Regions from separate parts of the Mus musculus genome. Here all the other regions are linked to region 3. A link is a loop called in an ENCODE intact Hi-C map of the cell type or tissue named here. Cell type or tissue: heart. All regions are shown on one strand.

Evidence for each region. A loop is a pair of places that touch in the nucleus more often than their neighbours do. Peaks named below come from ENCODE experiments on the same cell type or tissue, not always from the same donor. Only the 100,000 strongest peaks of a DNase experiment are listed, where the experiment ranks them.
Region 1: a loop joins it to region 3, with 3 times the contacts of the local background. A loop is called at or near these places in 29 of 42 quality-filtered maps.
Region 2: it touches region 3 in a loop (5-fold over the local background); 39 of 42 quality-filtered maps call a loop at or near these places.

The regions. Positions count from the first base shown.
Region 1 is chr6:125,491,557-125,494,056 of GRCm38, forward strand. All of the region lies in intron 1 of Cd9 (CD9 antigen), which reads right to left. Gm26728 (a long non-coding RNA gene) reads left to right here and starts at 1,877. Exons shown (of 6, transcript XR_869432.2): 1 at 1,877-1,929. In heart, a CTCF peak has its summit at 1,276; DNase peaks (open chromatin) are centred at 55, 635 and 1,745; H3K4me3 peaks cover 1,129 bases; H3K27ac peaks cover 658 bases; H3K27me3 peaks cover 1,512 bases.
Region 2 is chr6:125,424,989-125,427,488 of GRCm38, forward strand. No RefSeq gene overlaps it. Among named protein-coding and RNA genes, the nearest start is that of Gm32673, 4.7 kb to the right of the region's middle. In heart, CTCF peaks have their summits at 1,526 (motif pointing right) and 1,760; a DNase peak (open chromatin) is centred at 1,603; H3K4me3 peaks cover 802 bases; H3K27ac peaks cover 810 bases.
Region 3 is chr6:125,599,125-125,601,624 of GRCm38, forward strand. Vwf (Von Willebrand factor) reads left to right here. Exons shown (of 52, transcript NM_011708.4): 12 at 128-266; 13 at 1,506-1,606. Among named protein-coding and RNA genes, the nearest start is that of Vwf, 47 kb to the left of the region's middle. In heart, a CTCF peak has its summit at 1,237 (motif pointing left); a DNase peak (open chromatin) is centred at 1,237; H3K27me3 peaks cover 1,296 bases.

The DNA of each region.
Region 1 (2,500 bases), 110 kb before region 3:
CTTCCGTGAAGGTGATGTCATCTCTGGAGGTGGAGGAGATCCCTCTGTTACTTCCATCCTTCCGGATGGGGAAGGAGCAGAAACAGAGGGTCAGAGTGCATGGAAGCAGGATCTGGCTGGCTCTCTCAATCTGGGCTTTCCTTTGCCGAGGCTAAAAACCATAAAAGACTTCGCTATGTGGGATCTGGGGGAATGGGTGTGCGGGATGGGGAAAGGCCAGACAGAGGCAACAGGATCAAGGCCAGTTGGCTGTATAACAAAGCCTTCAACAAACAAACAAACAAACAACGAATGGGAGAGGCACATTCCAGGCCCGGCTCAAGGCTGGCCACCACATTATAGCCTGAAACACTTCTAATCACCTGCCATTCAGACATTAGGAAGATGTTTTCTTTCTCAATTCTTTTCTTTCTCTTTTGGAGGGAGTGGAGGGATAGACATGGAGATCTGAGAGAAATTTGGGAACCACCAAAATAGGCTTGTGAGGTCTGGCTCTGAGGTTGTCGGAAAACAGACCGATTGCTGGCTTGGTTGTGGGCAGGAGACACCCAACTTCAGAAAGGCAGGCTGGGCAGGCTCAGCTGTCACAGAGCATGTCCCACAGGGGACATGCTCGGGCCTAGGAGAAAGACAGATTCCCCTTTGCCGGTCCTCCCTCTCTTCCACTGTCCCAGGGCGACTACGAGAGGCTGGCTTCTCTTTGGATTCCTGCCATCCAGCCGCTCAGTATCCTCTACAGACAAAGGTGGCCTCTGCTTTCCAAAGCCCACACCAGGCACCAAATGTCAAGTTCATAAATCACTGGTCTCAAGAGATTGAAGAGGTGACATCATAATGATCCCAAGGGTTCCCCCGAGAGAGATCACCGCCTGTAGTAAAAGATATTTTGAGGAGTTTCCTCTCAGCCTTCCTTTGCTCCTGCCCAATACTAACTACCTCACTTGATAATACCCTATCACTTGACCCTGCCTTTAGCACTTAACCTATCATGGGCAAGATTTCTGGTCAAAATGGGAATAATGTTTCTTTCTCTGGTTATATCATGGAGCTTGGGGAGGCCTTTGGAGACTGTAAAATACTTAGCACAGAGATTGTAACAGGACTGTCCCTATTAGAGCCCAGGGTAGGGCAGGTAACAATAATTAACATAGTAAACCGCCCACCTCCCTAATGGTAAGAGACAGGAGAGTAAAGAGAGCAAACAAGGGGCCCAGAGGTTACAGTACTAACTCGGCTTGCGATCTTGGGCACCCTGGTTCCTCACGGTGGACACGAGAGCTAGCACCTCCAGCTGGTGCATAATCTCCAATGCAGTTCCCAACCCCAAAGTCAAACCCTTCTAGAGTGAGACTGTCCTGCTTCAGGAGGCAGAGTCAGCCAGCAGCAACTTGTCAGGGTTCTGGATAGGAGCGGAAGTGGCAGCAGGAGACAAGATGGGCAGACTGTAGGCCAGCAGGCAACAGAATGAGAAGACATAGGGTGGCCATGGGCACCTCCTCTCAGCCCCTTACATACATATGCCATGGGGGGCAGATGGGAGATGTAGGCAACTATGTGGTTTCCCCTTAGCACCAAACTTTCACACCATCTATGCAGGCGTCTGGGGACTGACCGACAGACTAGCAGGGAAGAGACTAAAAGGTAGAGGGAGGAAAACTCCCCAAAGGACAGGGCGGGGTTGGGTGGGGCCAGCTGCCTTCAGACTTTGTTTTGTAACAAAGCGCTCAAGCTGATGAGTGGACCAAGCCAAGCCTGGGAGCTGGCTGCCTGTCTGCAGAACTGGGGAAACACAAGCAGGGAATGTCCTCTGACATCCTCTTAAGTTGTATGGGTGTGGTGGCTCCTAGAAACCCAGGGCAGTCTCTGCAGGTTGTGCAACACTTCCAAGCAACCCTGGAGAGTATTAAACCTTACAGTTGCTGGAAGATGGTGAGCATCCCGGTGGCCAGCTCCAAAGGGAATAGTGGACTTTTTAGTTGTTGTTGTTCAAAGTCTCTGGTGGCACAGGAGTTGCCTAGTTAAGCTCTTTCCTGATTGCCTGGGAGCAAATTCCGTCCATTTGTGTTTGGGAGTGTGCCCTCTCAGAATCAGGACAAAAGGGTCTTCCGTGTATTTCCTTGCTTCTGTCCCTGAGTTTTGGGAGAGTGGACACTCTCTTGTTGCCCTACCCAGAGGCCCATCTGTAGAGTCTACTAGCACCTGCCTCTGGACCCTCTGCAGGTGAACGGCCATTCCCCTTGGCCCCACCTGGACATTTTTAGAGCGAGGCTTCAAGCCCGCAGTACCTGATTACCTGGGAAATGCAGAAACACCGGATTTATCCCATCTAGAGGCGCCAATAGGCACCTTCCCCGCCTTCTTTTCTCTTAACTCTCCCAGAGTTCTCTACAGCCAAGATAGTTATCGCTCTTGAAAAAGAATCAAGACAATCTAGTCTTTCAGGTAGCTTAGAGAGAGGCATGGACGTTTTCAGTTGAGAGTTCAGGTCCTAAACAAGGAA
Region 2 (2,500 bases), 170 kb before region 3:
CAGAGAGAGGGAGAATAGAAGAGTAGAGGCTGGCCATGAGCACATGGAGAGATGGGGAAGGGAAGAACAAGGTAGCAAGAGAGGAACAAGGAGGGAGAAAGGGGCAAGCAGTGGGTCAGGCCTACCTGGCTATTGACAGGTAACTGTGGGGCGGAGCTTAGACAGAACGCTAACAGACCCCTTCCTGAAGTCCTCTCTCGCCCCAGAGATGCGGCATGGGGCGGTCGCATCAGGTTTGAAGCTCTTTTCTCCTGCAGGCAAGCTCAGTAATCCAGGCTCTTTGCTGTGTAGTTTATGCTGCTTTAGCATCTGCAATCCTGCCTCAGGCTACTCTGTGGTGGTGCGATCATAGGTTTCCCCGCTATGCCTACGACGGTTGTTTAGGACATCTGGGCTCCTTGCGTGTACAGGAGCTCAAACCGGTCATTGAATCTCAAGACAGTCACCCTCCTGGGCACTGAAAAGACAGTGTGTGGGAAACCAGAAACCACTCACCAGCCTCTCGCTTCCTAGGGGCCAGTGGGGTGGGTGGAGGGGGTGGGGCTAGGGAAGTGGGAGGTGCTTAGGTTTGTTATGGATGTCACTGCTACCCAAAGGGTGGGTTAGTGACTCATAGCTGCTGGAGCCTACAGGTGGGGTTGAGTGAGTCACTTTTATTCCTCAAGGGAGGGCCGAGGTGGGATGGAATGGAGGGGACCACGGAGTTGGAAAGAAATGAGGGATTTATATCTGAGAATTGGAGCTGTAAGACCTTGAGAAACGAACCTTCATTTCCTGTTAGCTGACCTGTCCGTGGGAAATGATCCCTACACTCCACATTATTGTGGAATTAAATGAAAGTGTTGCTTACACAACTGAGTGTGTACTGGGCATGGTGACTCACTCCTTTACCCAGCACTGTGATCTCTGTGAGTTCAAGGCCAGCCTGGTCTACAAAGCAAGTTCCATTTCAGCAGGGCTGTCACACAGAGAAACCCTGTCTCAAAAATAACAACAACAATAACATAAAAAAATCCACCATAAACCAAGAAACAAACTACAAATAGCGGTAGTGCCATCGCTTAAATCTTCATTTAGTTCCTGAAAACAGGCAGGGTAATAATATCTACTTCCTTTAGAGATTAAGGGCATTAAATAACGTATGCAAACTCTCTGCACAATGGTATTGGGTAAACGTTGTCCATTTTCATCAGCTGGGGGGGGGGGGTGTCACTGGTTTGTCAATGAATTCTCTGCTGTCTTAAGACCAAAAGGAGAAATGAGTCTGAGGGGTGACAATTAGGCTGCATTAGGTTGGGACCAGGCCAGCAATCCACTTGCGCCCGAATTGTGAGCCTACTAGGTGCTCACATGCTCATATTTGGTGTCACGCCTCCACAGAGGGCTCGAAAGAGATGAAAACCAACTGATAAGGAAGTGTTTGTGCTTGCCTCCTTCCTTTGAACCTCAAATTTATCTAAATAGAGATCTAACTTGGAACCAGGGTCCCAGGTTGCGCTTTCTGATGTGGCCTCCAGGGGGCGCATCCCCTTTGGGGCGCTCTGTGTGGCCGTGGAAGCTGCGGTGACTGTCGGAGGCAGGAGGATGAGTCAGCCTCCGAGGCTTCCGGCGTCCATTGGGTCCTGCTGCCCGCTCGGCCGCGCCCTGCCCGCGGGCTCCCGCCCGAGTCACCCTCTGGTATGGACCTGCAGCTCTGCAGGAGCTCAGGCCTTCCTTGCTGCCTGGGGGCAATATGGCCAGCCCTCTGGAGTGGTGGGCTTCCCGCGGGCGTGTGACCCCTCTCTCCACAGGGCCAGGGATTGCTTCCCTGCCCAAGTTCCAGGGCTTCAGGGCCCCGGGGCTGGCATGGGATGTGCTAGGACTGGGCAGCAGGAGGGACATCACGGAGGAAAATTTGCCACTATTCTCCACTTGGGGAGCCATGGAGCCTGGCCAGTTCCTCTGGATCCCCAAGAGTGTTCTCCCTCTGCTTAAAGTCAGAAAGAACAGACACCCCACCCCCACCCCCACCCCCCCACCCCCACCCCCGCGCTCCCATGCCCCTAGCCCTTTCCCTTGGCTTCTAGCTACAGATTTAGAACAGGGCTTGAGACTAGCTCAGCCAGTGTGGATGGTAAATTGGAAGATTTGGTTGATTCTGGGAGGGCCTCCCAATGAGTCACCATCCCTGGGAAGAGGTAACTCCCAGATGCCCAGGAGCTATCGGCCTCCCACTCAAGAGGAACTTGGAAGTAATGTCTAGCACAGAACACCTAACATTGTATATATATAGTAATGTCCATATTATTATATATGTATACTTTTAGATAGAAAGTTATAATTAAAATACATGAATCATATAGATCTCTGTGCATGTATACACATGTACTTTACAGGGCACCTCCTGTAAACTAGCTGTTGTCCCAGTGGCTCTACAGGAATTAATTATCTCAGACAGTTTTCACAGGACACTGGGGCATACGTACTATTATTGTTCCCATATGGTAGCTGAGGAAGTCTG
Region 3 (2,500 bases):
GGGCACCCCATACTCTGTGAGAAGGGAAGTGTGCTGTTGTTCAATGAGGCCCACACACTCTAGAGCTGAGGCTGCGTCCCGGCCTGATGGGGTTGTGGTAAGGTCACTCTGCATTTCCATGTCTCAGTGTGCCGATGACCCTGATGCTGTCTGCACCCGCTCGGTCAGTGTGCGGCTCTCTGCCCTGCACAACAGCCTGGTGAAACTGAAGCACGGGGGAGCAGTGGGCATCGATGGTCAGGATGTCCAGCTCCCCTTCCTGCAAGGTAAGCTCATGCCCACCTCCTCCGCACGGTACCAGCCTATGTCCCTGCCCGCCGAGGGTACCCAGTTCTTTCCTGGGAACCTGATGAAGATTTAGCTGGGACGGGTGGGGTGCTGGGTACTCTTGACTCTGGAAGAGAAGAGGCAGAGGTTGACCCAGTTGAGAGGCCAGGGTTGATAGACAAATTGTTAGCTCAAAGGATGTTACTTGGGCCAAGTGCCTCATGAGAAACACCTTCTTGCCTCGTGTCTTCACCCGTGTCACATGAACTGACTTTGGGGTGAACGACTTCCAGTCGTTACCTTTGAATCAGCTCTCAAATCTCTCTCCTCCACGACTCCTGGCCTCCTGTCGCCTGTAACCCTAACCTGGCACATAGCCGATGAGCACAGTGAATGTTCGCTGTGTTTACATGTGTGTTTATACCGAGTGTGACCCCCGGGAACTGATGTATTCCTCCAGGACAAGGTGGAAGCGCTCTCACATCTCTGCCTTTCTGCAGCAGCGGACTTTGCACATGGCGTCTTTCAGCTAGGAGGACTTCCAGTCTGGAAGCCAACAGGGGTCCAAGGCTTAGTGGTTGTCATAGACATTTTCCTTCAACTTAGGAGGAACGGGTTTATTTCCTCGGACACTTCCACCTCATAGTTTATCACTGAGCGCAGTCAAGGCAGGAACCGATGCAGGAACCTGGAGGCCGGAACTGGTGCAGGAGGAAGGCTGCTCGCTGGCTTGTTCTCCCAGGTTCCTGGCAGTTACTTTTCTTAGACCTGCCCAGGGCCACCTGCCCAGGGGTAGCACTGCCCCTCCCGTATCAATCAACAGTCAAGAGAATGTCACAGACATGCCTATGGGTCGATGGAAGCATCCTCTCTCGATTGAGGTTCCTTCCTCCCAGGTGACTCTAGTTGAAAACCAGAGAGGATTCCCTCACCGCCAGGATCTCAGGATGCTGGGGCTTTTGCTGCCCTCTGGTGCCCATAAGGGGAATTACACTTCATGGTAGCCCAGTGGCTTCTCTAGGAATTTATTTGCCTCTATCCACCCAGTTCATCCCTCCAGAGAGGTCTCCCTTACACCCCCTGCTCCCAACTCATGGACATTTATTTGATCTCCTCTCCTTGCTTGTCATTGCCATAATACTTCGAGACCTCACAAACACAACTTTGAAACCCACAACACACCAGTCACCCCTGTCACCTCCCTATCTGAACTGACGCCCTGGACTTATGGCTTCAAGGTGACCTCCGCATCCAGCACACAGTGATGGCTTCTGTACGCCTCAGCTATGCGGAGGACCTGCAGATGGACTGGGATGGCCGTGGGCGGCTACTGGTTAAGGTAGGTCCCTTTCTAAGCTACAGCCTCGCCGGAGCCTGACCCTTACAAAGTACCCCTTGTGCTATGGGCGAAATAGCTTTGTGTGGTAGGAGAAGAATTTCTTTCTCCTCACACTTTACACCCCCAGAGCAAGGAACAGGCCTCTCTGTGTGTGAGAAGCTGATGTTTGTTTTCTGGGGGCTCCCTGTTATTCCCGGGGTTACCCCCCCCCTGCGGCTTGGGTGCTGTGTTGATCTCCAGAATAGATGTCAGAGTCCCCTGTATGGCTTGCCTGCCAGTTTCTGAGCTGCAGTAAAGTCTTGGATCAGGGTGTGTCCCTGGGCACTCACTGTGGGGAGCAAGGGAGGGAAGAGCCAGATTGGGGTACCCAGCTCAAACCCAGTATCCTGCCCATATGTCTGAAGAAGGCCGTGGGGGAGGAGTCCTCCACATTCCTTACTGAGCCACTGGATGGATGCATATGTGGGTCGTGTCCTCTGGATGATTCTATAATCAGATGGGACGGTAACATGCACATTTCACTGGGCTTCCAGATCTGCTGCCTTGCAAAGTCCCTGGTAGGTAGGCAGACCAGGAACTGCCTCACTAGTGTTGCCTCATAGGGGAGACAGCCAGGGGACATGGGGAACCACCAGCAGCCCTCATCCTCAACACAATGAGGGTTAGTTCACTGGCTGGTACCCTCCTGTTGTTAGACCATGGTCCTCACTGTCGGGTGTCAGGATGTTGTTAGATTCTTAAAAATGGCTGAGGCGAGTCCCTGAGATCTTTAGTGAGATTATAGCTACTGATACTTGCCAGGCTAATGGCTAAATCAAAGCTGAGCATAGAGACATATCCCAGAGATGAGGAGGAAGGTGACAGGGGCTGGAGGCCAGCCTGGGCTACATGGTG